2 separate regions of the Homo sapiens genome follow, and region 2 is linked to region 1. Evidence: chromatin contacts called from ENCODE Hi-C or POLR2A ChIA-PET data. All regions are on one chromosome and are shown on one strand. Each heading gives the region's core, a stretch centred on a gene start or an enhancer-like site at or near the end of the contact. The rest is flanking DNA. Distances are from core to core; before and after follow the strand shown. Region 1 overlaps C9 (complement C9). Region 2 overlaps LINC02104 (long intergenic non-protein coding RNA 2104).

Region 1 (6,123 bases), core at 2,155-4,654:
AGAAAATGTCCTTGTCATCATGAGGCCTACACTCTAGTGGGTGAGATATAATAAGCAAGTATGCTAGAAAATACAACATGCAATATTTCTTAAGACATGTGAGTTATGAAGGAAAACAAAGCAGACCGGGTAAGAGGATAGAGACTGCCCTAGGACTGGAGTTGGGAGGGAGGGCAGTGAAAGAATCCTCTCGCAGGTGGTGTGGTGCTTTTAAAATATGTCCAGAAATTCTTTGACACTCTTCCCATCAAAAGTAGGGTTTATGTGTGCTTCTATTGAAGTTGGCTGGGCCTTTGTGACAGCCTTGATGAGTAGAAGGCAGAGGAAGTAACACTGTATGAATTTTAAGGCTGGGTTACAAAAGGCCATGCAAATTCTGCTGGTTTATCTAAAGATATTTGCTTGAAAGCCTTTCACCACTGTGTACGAAGCCACCTACGAGCATGGGGTGGAGAGAGAGAGAGAGAGATATTCCTAAAGACACCCAGTTGTTCAGCTCCCCAGCTGATTGAGTCTTCCCAGCCCAAGTGACAGACATGTGAGTGAATAAGCCATCAAGATGACCCCAGCTGCAGCCACCATCTGACTACACCTATGTGGGAGGTCCATGAGAACCGCTCAGCTGAGCCCAGGCAACCCCTGGATTTATGAGCAAAAGAAATAATTGCTATTCTTTTAAGATACTATTTTGGAATGAGTTGTTACACAGCAAAAAAGCAAAACAAAAAGAGAGTAGAAGGTGATAGTCCATTAAGGTCCTCAATGAATTTAGAGAGGAAGCTCTGTGAGGGTCTGGATAAAGTTTTCCAAGCTAAGGGAAAAATAAGTGCAAAGGCCCTGATGTGGCATGTTGGAGGCACAGCAAGCATGGTGTTAGAGCAGAGTGAGCCAAAAAGAGAGTGCAAATGCCCTGGGGAACAGGGAAGGGTGCAGCTCCACCTTGTAGGCCATGGACAGGTGTTTGGATTTGATTCTGAGCTTGCTAGGAATACTTAGAAGAGTTGGAGAGCAGAAGTAACACAAGTTTGTGTTTTCCAATGATTTCTGTGGTTGCTGGATGGAGAATTGACTACTGGGGAGTGGACAAAAATGGAGGCAGGCAAGAAATAATAGTGATTTGGGCTGGAGTGAGTCGTGCCCATGGAGATAGCGAAAAGCAATCAGGTTTGGGATATGTTTAAAGATAGTACCGGGCCGGGCGCGGTGGCTCACGTCTGTAATCCCAGCACTTTGGGAGGCCAAGGCGGGTGGATCATGAGGTAAGGAGATCGAGACCACCCTGGCTAAAACGGTGAAACCCTGTCTCTACTAAAAATACAAAAAATTAGCCGGGCGTGGTGGCGGGCGCCTGTAGTCCCAGCTACTAGGGAGGCTGAGACAGGAGAATGGCGTGAACCCGGGAGGCGGAGCTTACAGGGAGCCGAGATCGCGCCACTGCACTCCAGCCTGGGTGGCAGAGCGAGACTCCATCTCAAAAAAATAAATAAATAAATAAATAAATAAAAAATATATATATATATATATATGTGTGTGTGTGTATATATATGTGTATATATATATGTGTGTGTATATATATATGTGTGTGTGTGTGTATATATATATATATATATATATGTAGTACCAATAGGACTCACTGTTAAGTTGCAAGTGGGAATGACACACGTAGAGGTCTCAGGTATGATTCCCAGGTTTTAATCTAAGTAACTTGGAGAATGGTGGTGCAGGGTGGGTAGAGACGAGTACAGAAATCAATAGGTATTCTCCAGACATGTTATGTTTGGGATGCCTACTAGATTTTTCAAGAAGAGATGTTGACTAAGCAATTGGTCACTGGGCTCAGGGAAACAATTGCACTGGAGATACAGATGTGAGAGTTGTCAGAGTCTAAGTGGTATTTCATCATAGGTATAGATGTGGGGATGTCGGCGTATAAGTGGCGTTTCACCATAGATATAGATGTGATGTTGTCAGAATATAAGAGGGTATTTCATACCACGAGACCGGATGCAAGGGAGTGGGTCTAGAGTAAAGTGGAGAAATGTGCCATTTTTTTTTAAGTTAAAATATGTTTGTATGTCATTGAGATTGATTCAGTAAAAGGGAGGTATTGATGCTGCAGGAGAAAAGTGGCAGCATTATTGGAGCAAAGTGCTCGATTAGGCTAGAGCAGAGGAAGCTGGTATGCAAGTGGACTGGTGAAGCTTCACAGGAGCATCACAGGCCTCACTTGGCTGAGGTGCAACAAGGGAACTTGACTGAGTTGTAATTGCCATTTCCTTGTTAGCATTCCTCACTAGATTGTAAGCCCAGTGAGGGCAGGGACCCTCCGTAATGTGTTCAACATTATACTGCAATTCCTGACACAACGTCTGGCTCATTCGACAAAGTTGATAACTGTTTGCTGTATTAAATGGACAAATACACAAATTATCCTATTTGGCCAAATGTAGTTCATAAATAAATATCTGTTCACTTGCATGGAATATAAAAATGAAAAACTTAGGCAAATATAACCAAAGTAGGAGGAAAAAGTGACATTTTAAATATCTTTGGTTTGTTAGATATCCAAAACTTTTCTATTAATGAATGTTTGGATATTTTTCCAGATTGTTGAGATAAATTGAATTAAAATAAATTAAATAATAGTTGCTAACATTTGTGAGTGCTTATATGTGTCACGAATTCTTCCCTTAAGCCTTTGTATTTATCATCTCACTTAATTCTTATATCATCCCTTAGATATCTACTACTATTATTATTATTATTATACTTTAAAGATGAGGACCTGAGCCACAGAGATGGTAAGGAATTGCCCTCAGATTAGACAGCAGCTACTTGGTGGCAGAGTTGGAATTGAAACCCGGACAACTTCTCTCCAGAGCCCAGGTAACTAGTCACTTTCAGGTCTTCTAAACCCCAATCTAGTACTCCTTAGTTATTTAAAAAGTGAAGAATAAATTAAATATGAAAGTAACTCCACTAAAACATACCACATAAAGTCAAAGGAAGAATGACAAACTGGGAAAAATATGTGTAATTCATATCAGAGACAAAGACTAATTTATGAAGTGATCATAGAAATATGTAAGAGAAAGACAGGAGACTCAATAGAACAATGGACAAAGGAAATGAATAGTTCGCGAAGAAAAACATATATATGGCCTTTCAATGTATGAAAAAAATGTGCAATCTGACTCAATAAGAGAAAGGCAAATTAAAACCGTGCCAAAATACCTATTTTTTTTTTAACCTATGAAGTTGACAAATATCAAAAGGTTGGCCTGTGGTTCCTGTCGCAAGGCTGTGAGAAACAAGTACTCTTACTCTGCTGGTGAAAGTGCAAAATAATACAAATAGGGCAATTTTAGCACTGTCACAAAGTGATTATCTTTTGACTCAGATCACTCTGGGAATTAATCCTCAGGTACACCTAACCACTTACAAAATGATATATAAACAAGGATATTCATTGCAACATTATTTCTAGTGCGAAAGATTGGAAACACCCAAATGTTCATCAGTAAGAATTAATCAGCTATGACAATGAGGAAGTTCCCACATATTGACTCAGAAAGTTATCCAGGACATGCCATGAAGTAAATAAAAAAAAAAAGGAAAGTAAAAGAAAGTAAAAAATAGTATATATAATATGATATCATTTGCAAAAGACTGGGAGAGAATAAGATTACGTATGAGTCTATGGTTTAACCTACAAAATAAGTACTGGAAGAATACTCAGAAACTTATATATGTGACAACCTGTAGAGGTAGGATGAGGTGGGAGCGAAGAAGTGTTTTTAAACTCTTTATATATACTTTACATATAATAACACAAATCTCACGGAAAGTTATGAGTAGGGAAAGTAAGATACTCAATGTATACCTTGTTTTATTTTTGATCTTTGAACCATGTGCATATTTTGTTATTTACAAGTTAGAGAGAAAAGGTAATGATAGCTACACTCACAGAGCACTTCCTGTTTGCCTGGCACTGTGCTAAGCATGTTGTCTTTGTTATCTCAGGTATTCCTCACAGCAGGACACATTATTATTCCCATTTAGCAGGTGAGGTACAGGTTTAGAGAAGTTAAGGAATTTACTTAAGGCGCAGAGCCAGTAAATTGTGGAGCTGGGATCGAACCCAGGCCACCTGGCTCCAGAAGCAACGCTCTGAGCTACTATTCTACTCTCATGGTGGTTTTAAACATTGATGCTCTACCTTGAGAAACATAAGAGATGATGTCCCCCTCATGGCCAGTTCTCATGGGCACATTAATCTTTGTAAAAAAATAAAAGAAAAAAGAAAAAAACAATAGTTAGAAATCCCTGACAGTTCTCCAGTAATAATAGGTCACTGTAGCTGTGGCATGAGATGTCTTCAAGCCATGGGAGAGCCCTGAAGGCTAGCTGTAATTCCAACCCTTCCGTCCTAAACAAGAAAGATAGCAAAGTGAAAGCACAGGAAGGTTATTATTTTTTTTAAATACCTGGCATTTATTAAGTTCTTACCATGCGCCAGGCACAGATGTCATAAGGACATTACATGTATACCTGTTTAATGTTCACAACGAAAACCTTATTAGACAGATGCTATCATTACCATTGTGATGAGTTGAATTGTGCCTGCCCGCCAACCCTGAAAGGTATGTTGAAGTCCTAACCCCAGATAATTATTTGGTCCTAAGTGTCAAATAAGACTGGGACCTTATTTGGAAATAGGGTCTTTACAGAGGTAATCAAGTTAAAATGACATCGTTAGGGTGGGCCCTAATCCAATATGACTGGTGTCCTTTTAAAAAGGGGACATTTTTATAAAGACATACACAATGGGAAGATGATGTGAAGATGGCCATGTGATGATAGACACATAGACTGAAATGATCTGAAACCAAAAAATAAAATACAAGGGAGTGCTGGCCACCACCAGAAACTAGGAGGGACCCTTCCCAGAGTATCGGAGGGAGCACGGCCCTGCCAACACCTTGATTTCAGACTTCTAACCTCCAGAACTGTGAGACAATACATTTCTTTTGTTTGAAGCCATCCAGCTTGTGGTGCTTTGTTATGGTAGTCCCAGGACATAAATAAAACCACATCTTACAGACGAGGGAAGCGAGGTACAGAGAGGCCAAGCAACCCGCCCAAAATGACACTGTTGGTAAGTAAAGGCACCTTGACCTGAGCCTGGGAAGTCTAGCTTCAGAGGATTTTAAAAGTTATTTTGCAAATTTCAGTTAGCTATTATTCAAACAAATCGTCTCACTTCATGACTGAGGGCTCTGAACACTCTGTTTTGACCTCAACCCCCGTCAAAGGGCAAAGCACAGAGCATTCAGAGCAGGGCAACCGGGGCAAACTCAAGAGGGCATAGCAATGGGAGCCCACGAAACCAAACCAAACTCAGCCGTGCAGCTGCTGGAGCTGGGGTCCAGCTAATGGGGCTTTCCGGTCCTCCCTGAAACAGCTGAGTGTGGCCAGGACCCAGGGGGTACGCACTTCAAAGCAATCAAAGCTTCCCCACAGCCTCTCATTTTTGATCAGCAGGAGCTGCAATCTAGGAATGTGGGTTGTTTGAATTATTATTATTATTTTTTAGCTTAAGAAAGGGTCAGGTGAAGTTCAAGGGAGCTAAAGCAACTTGGAGGAACTGCCTTTCCAAATCCCTTTTGTGCCCAGATGCCCACTAAACAAAAATATTTCCTGAATGGTACAATGCTTTACAGATAATATGGAAAGAGGAGGGATGAAGGAAAGGTCTGGTCGAGCACTGGATCCAGGGCCCATGTTCATCTGTGTAGCACCTCTGGGTGCCCCCTCCTGAAAGATACAGCCCTGTGAATAACCCACTTGTTGAGTGGAGCCCAGGCTGAATGGCGGCCTCCAACTGCAGCCAAGAGGCAGGCAAATATGTACTGGAGACGGGCATCAAAGTTCAAAACAGCATTTGGGTAAACCAAGAGTCAAATGACTAATGAGGAATTGGAAGCAGGTTATGGTTATGTCTGAGCAGAGGAACAGGGCTTGGGCAGACATTTCCCCCCAGCCACACTGTTGAAGTGAGGAATATTTCAGTACTCTCCCCAGAACGGATCATCCTGTATTGAATTATACAGGTCGATGTCT
Region 2 (6,123 bases), core at 2,575-5,074, 170 kb after region 1:
CCTAGCAGCTGCATTTAAGCCTCACATTTGTATGGGAAAAGTATTAGTGTTGGAGGAAATTAAGTGTACCTTCTCTTCAAACTTTCTTGGGAGGTCAGAGCAAATAGAGAGTTCATCTAAGCAGCAATCTACTTAAACTCCTATATTAAAACCATTTTGGAATTTTTAAATGCCTTCATATGATTTCAATCTACTGTGGTATTGTATTCTACCAGAATGTTGCAGTTTCTTGCCTGAATCACCATTCTTCCAAGTTGGGGCGGGGAGCATCACTTAAAAATTGTGTCCTTTCCACATTGCCTGCACTTGTTTGAAATTTTCTTCTCTTCCTGTTTCCTTCTCCTCCTCTTTTCATTATCACGGTGGGTAGGAGACATGGTTGTTGCTCCACCAGATTTCCTTTGCCAGTTGGTGCATCTGTACTCAGGTGTTTTGGGTTCTTTCTGGAGGCTTGCCCTTTGCTGATAGGAGCCACCTGCTGGGGTTACAGCGCCACCTTTCCCCACCCTTCTGGGTCACCAATGGCTGACTGGTTTGGGGGTACAAAAGCCTGGGCACATATCCTCAAGGTGAAACAAGGTTGTTTCTTGGGGGGTGTGATTGTGGGAGGTGTGATTTATGCCCCAGTTTCCTGGGCATCAGCCAAGGCTATACTTTACCTGAGATCACATCTCTCCTTTCCTCTTTCCCCCTCAATGTTCAGCTTAATCTACTGCCTTCTAGGTTTTTCCTAAAGATCACTCCTTCAATACATCACATATATCTGGAGCCCTTTCTCAGTCTCTGCTTTTAAGGACCCCTATCTAAGACATTGTGATCACCAACAATGATATCTGAGTGATGAGTCTACAAAGTCCTATCCTATGTTTCAAGAGTCCAAAGCATGAGGAGAGTCTCTATCAGGGTAGATGGCAAGGGATGGGATGCGCTTGTGAGGTTGTGAGTCAGCAGCAGTATCTAAGGGAAAACATTTAAGGTGAGAGTTTAAGAAAGAAGGAAACATTGGTACTTGTTAGGTTACCTGACAGAATTTAATTAAGTTAGTAAAAATTGCAGAGGTAGATGAAAAATTGTTTCTTAGATAAGAAAAAAAAATTAACACTTGTGATTGAAGAAAATTTGGAAAATACAGAAAAGTGTAAAAATAACATCAAAACCACCTGTAATTCTGCTATCCAAATATCACCCCTGTTTTTGTATGTTTCCTTCCAATTTCGATGTATCTATCTTCCTATCACTGTATTTTATTCATATGTATTTATTTACATTTATAAATTGAGAATTGCTACATATACAATTTAATATCCTTCATTTTCTTCCTGAACATTACATATATTTTTATGCCATGTAGTACTCTTTGAAAATCTGATTTTCAATATCTGCATAATATTAAATTCTATAGGTTTGCCATAATATAAATATATACATATCATCAGAATTTCTTCACTTCATTACAGTCAATCAAATCTTTATTTTAGTTGAATTGTCTTAATATGTTGACATGCTGCATCACAAACACAGCTACTGTATGCTCTTGTCTTAAGGACATTTCATCCCTACATTAACATTACTGCACATCTGAGTGATCCAGAAATTGTGCTCAATATCAGTAGGACTTAGTAAAAGTAAGAGCATAAAAGTAAATATGGTATAAGCAAATTTAATAGAACTCAAAAATATCATGTAGCAAGAAGGAGCATGCAAATGACGGAATGACAGCGAGGGGGACTGAATGGGGAAATACGGAAGGCAAGGAGTGTATAGAGGTGCATGTGAACAGCCATGCAGTGCTGTGCAAGCCACGGGAAAAGGGCATGAACCATCTTCAGATTTTTCCTGTGTCTCCCCAAAGGTTTCTTATGGAATGGGTCTGGTATGTTCCTCATTTTGTAATGCACCAAGTGATGTGCTAAGTAAGAATGTGATGCTGTAATGGTTAATTCACTCATCTAATATGTATGATACTATAAATAACTCCCAAATTCTTTGTTTGAGTTACAATGGTGACTAAAGTATACATGTATTTTTGCTAATATATAATATGAATCTGTGTGCATGTGATTTCAATAAAAAAATTTTCAATTTTTAATGAATTATAGCTTTGTTAACAGCGTGAAGACTAGAAGAAAAAGAATGGAAGAAAGAAGTGAAAGAGAAACAAATAGGGAAGGGGATCCCTCGGATGACTGGGAAGGAAAGGAAAACCAGAAAAAGCAGTCAGGATGAATGCCTGACAAAAAACTCTGCTGCAGTGACACTTTGACATGAAGCAGATTCAAACTTTCTATGACTGAACAGGACATTTTCCATTTATTGCTCCTTTGATACCCAAGCTCCTCAATGGGGGTATTCTTCAATGAGACACTTTTACCAGTGACCATATTCTTGCTTGTTGGTTTCTTTTTTTTTTAAAGTATGTTGCTGCTGTACTTTTAAGAAAGTTGTGTTTTATCTTAGTACTTTGATATTCATAAATGGTATAAAGCATAATTTTACCACATAGCTTTAATGGAATACTTTTTACAAACAAAATAAAACTTGACCTTCTTCCACCCTATCTCCACATCGGAACTAATTTTACTACATTTTATTTTTCAAAAACTATTAATTCAGTCAATGAATATTGACTTTGGACTACATTGGGTCATTTTCAATGGATTGCTCTGGTACAGCTTTACTTTGTCATGTCCTTTGTTCTTGCTCTTTCTTGTCTACCTACCAGTTAAAATATGAAACTCATGAAGCATTTAGCTCCCTGGATAGTGATTCCTGTATCAGGGTGAATCATGCAAACTTTCATATTGTCTAAACTATAATTCAGAAATATAATGTGGCTTAAATGGGAACTTGGGGCTAATGTTTAACAAGTGTGCACCATACTTTATCAGTTCTCTAAGATTTATTTTCTACAAACAAAATTTTTTATGTAACGGGCTACCTTTAAGTGGTAATCCTAAAGGCCCTTTCTGACTTGTTCATTAACTTTTTCAAGTCTTCAGGCCACTGAGTTATCTGGTGCACAGAGTAATACCAAATCATGTCTGAGAAAGGTTCCATGATTCCCAAAGTGCCTGATTTTCCACGTCTTCCTGTAAGAAGTAGTAATAGATATGCTAAATGACTGGGGAAATAAGAATTAAGCCTACGGCTACTTTAAACTTTCCTATGGAAAGATTTTAATGAGTTTCCAAGTAGACTGTTCAGCTGAGACAATTTTATATAATGTGGTATATATGATTTAAAAATCTACATCCAAAAAACACATAAAAGACATACCCTACTTTAGCTATGTGTCACTATACTCAGCTATGTATGCATAATATAATATACATATATACATACACACATGTAGTTTAGACACACCCTACTTTAGTTATGTGATAGTATATATGTTTATGACTTAGAAACCCTACTTTAGCTAGGTGTTAGTTTTTTTCTCTGACTCTAAAATTATGTGTTTTGTTTGTTTGTTTGTTTTTGGAGACAGAGTCTCACTCTGACCTCTGTCGCCCAGGCTGGAGTGAAGTGGTGTGATCTCAGCTCACTGCAACCTCTGCTCCCGGGGTTCAAGCAATTCTTCTGCCTCCGACTTCTGAGTAGCTGGGATTATAGGGGTGTACCACAATGTCTGGCTAATTTTAGTATTTTTAGTAGAGATGGGGTTTCACCATGTTGGCCAGGTTGGTCTCGTACTCCTGACCTCAAGTGATCCACCTGCCTCGGCCTCCCAAATTGCTAGGATTACAGGCGTGAGCCACTGCGCCCAGCCAATTCTGTTTTGACTATGAAGTAATACGACTTAAAATATGAATTACGGAAGCCATGCTTCTGAGTCATGCAGTGACCTTCCTCCACCCATCCCCACGCCAGTGCCTCCCACTGTTATTTTTGTGCATTTGGCATAACCAGTTTTCTTTAATGAAAGAGATTTCCTTTCCAAGATAGGAGTGCAAGCTCCAGACTAAAATTATGAAAATGCAAATGAGTAGTGCTTCCTTTATCCAAGTTGCTTTCTTCAGGTATATGTTGTATGTGTGCTGTTGTTTGCTGGTAGCTAAAAGTCCATTCTTTCAGCAGGATTGTCTTCTGTCTCTAAGGGAACAAGAATGACCATTAAGTAAAAAACATGTATGAAATTATGCGGGTGAGAATCTTTACCCCACTTTTTGTTCTTTTTGATGGTAGAAAAACCTTTGTCTTGCAAAGGCAAAACTAGTAAAAACTTTCTGCCTTCGGCTTAAACATTAAATGAAAATATATCTATTTAAACAATGTTTTAGGCTGGGTGCGGTGGCTCACGCCTGTAATCCCAACACTTTGGGAGGCCAAGGCAGGCGGATCACAAAGTGAGGAGTTCAAGACCAGCCTGGCTTATATGGTGAAACCCCGCATCTCCTAAAAATACAAAAATTAGCTGAGCATAGTAGTCGGCGCCTGTAATCCTAGCTACTCAGGAGGCTGAGGCAGGAAAATTGAGCCGAGATCATGCCACTGCACTCCAACCTGAGTGACAGAGTGAGGCTCCATCTCAAAAAAAAAAAAAATTGTTTTGCCCTGAATGGGTAGACCGGTGGGTTTGAGTTCAGCTTTGGGAAAAGGTAGGATGGTTTTCCTCTAAGCATGAAGTAGGCAGAATGTGCCTGTTTTGTCCTTTCATGAGAGCAATTTGATCTAGAGGAAGTACGAGGCTTTAAACTCCGGGTCTACAGAATTAAAGGAGGGTAAAAGAAGGACAGCAGGACCTGACACTGGGCTTCTTATTGTTCCTGTCACAATTTAAATCATTTGTTCACAGTTGGTCACAAGACCTCAGTCTATTCCGTGCTGCAAGTGTATTCTTTCAAAAAACAGGAAGCAACACTTAAGTAATTGCAGATTTACAGTGACTACCAGGCTGATCCCAGCTCTTTGTCATGGCTTTCCTGTTTGGGTCTGAAGGAAGTGGCGGAGAAAGGAGAGAGAGGGTGGGGGAAGAAACTGTTAGAAGGACGGGTTAGCCTGAGCCTGGCTTTGCCTTAGTGAAAGAGTGATGAAAACACTTTAAACAGTTGCCGACAGGCCGGTAGAAAATATTTGACATCTCACCTACATCAACAAGCAAGAGTTAAAGGTTAAATCACACACAACTCAAGTGCTGGGAAAAAAGGATAGGTTTAGGTCATCAACTTTCTTTGTTCTAGGACCGCCCTATGTCAACAAGGAGACATATTCCCACTCCCTGGTTGGAGACACCAGGACAATAGAGACTGATCCACATTTGCTCTGGGTGGTAAATCCCCTTTTAAGCATTTGTAGCTTGCCTCTAGTCTAGCCTTCTTCATCGTTTTTTACCTGCTTCCAAATACCTATGTATTTAGGGCAATGTGGTTGGTGGCCTTTCTTCTTTCTTCAACCAGTTTCTTGAGATCCCAAGCATGAAGCTTAGTGTAGGAGGAGAACTAGGAAGTGAAAAGTGTTTGCATCCATTTCCTGTGTTGGTTCCAAATTCAGTGAGCATCCAACCTAAATCCTTTGGATGGTGGTAGGGCCAGGGAAAGGTGCTTTACATTGCTGGTTCTCACACACTCTAGGTTTAATGATAGAAGGACCTTTCTGGAGAGGCATTTAGTGCTTTTCACAAGGACTATAACAAAAGGTGGGGCAGATTTCTTCACTGGTTCAAGGAAGATTTGAATTGAAATTTGGGAAGAAAGGAAAATATGCCCAGGGGAGCAATGCAACACTGTTGTGGTGGATGCCAACAGGTGTGTTATAGAATGAAAAAGAAACAGCATAGAAAAGTACATTTTATCATTTGGTGGGCCAAGGTCCATTTTGAGAATCTGGTGAGAGCCATGATTATCTGCCTACACCAAAGTTTGTATCCATGCTTAGGAGGATCAGAAATTTTGATGATTTTTTTTTTTTTTTAAGAATTCCTAGAAGTTCAGCTGGGCTCAGTGTTTCACGCCTGTAATCCCAGCACTTTTGGAAGGCCGAGGAGGGTGGATCACCTGAGGTCAGGAGTCTGAGACCAGCGTGGCCAACATGGTAAAACCCCGTCTTTACTAAAAATACAAAAAATTAGCCGGCGTGGTTGTGGGTGCCTGTAATCCTAGCTACTCAGGAGGCTGAGGCAGGAGA

Evidence for each region. A loop is a pair of places that touch in the nucleus more often than their neighbours do. ChIA-PET counts read pairs that join two places held with the same protein, here RNA polymerase II (POLR2A). Pooled maps may share reads with other maps.
Region 2: a loop to region 1 is called in a map of endothelial cell of umbilical vein, with 9 times the contacts of the local background. The contact joins two enhancer-like sites. A Hi-C loop is called at or near these places in 2 of 168 maps with a recorded cell type or tissue (K562 and endothelial cell of umbilical vein) and 3 of 50 pooled maps. POLR2A ChIA-PET finds 5 or more read pairs at or near these places in 4 of 52 experiments (A673, BJ, H1 and 1 more).

What each region holds. Positions count from the first base shown.
Region 1 is chr5:39,357,512-39,363,634 of GRCh38, forward strand. The region is part of intron 1 of C9 (complement C9); the gene reads right to left. Among named protein-coding and RNA genes, the nearest start is that of C9, 3.9 kb to the right of the region's middle. Within about 2 kb of position 3,405, at least 3 of the 41 ENCODE cell types and tissues checked have a DNase peak (open chromatin) inside an H3K27ac peak, as active enhancers do; they include endothelial cell of umbilical vein, where a contact is called at or near this core.
Region 2 is chr5:39,522,152-39,528,274 of GRCh38, forward strand. It overlaps LINC02104 (long intergenic non-protein coding RNA 2104), which reads left to right. Exons shown (of 3, transcript NR_104632.1): 3 at 2,100-2,557. Among named protein-coding and RNA genes, the nearest start is that of LINC02104, 4.8 kb to the left of the region's middle. Within about 2 kb of position 3,825, at least 8 of the 41 ENCODE cell types and tissues checked have a DNase peak (open chromatin) inside an H3K27ac peak, as active enhancers do; they include endothelial cell of umbilical vein, where a contact is called at or near this core.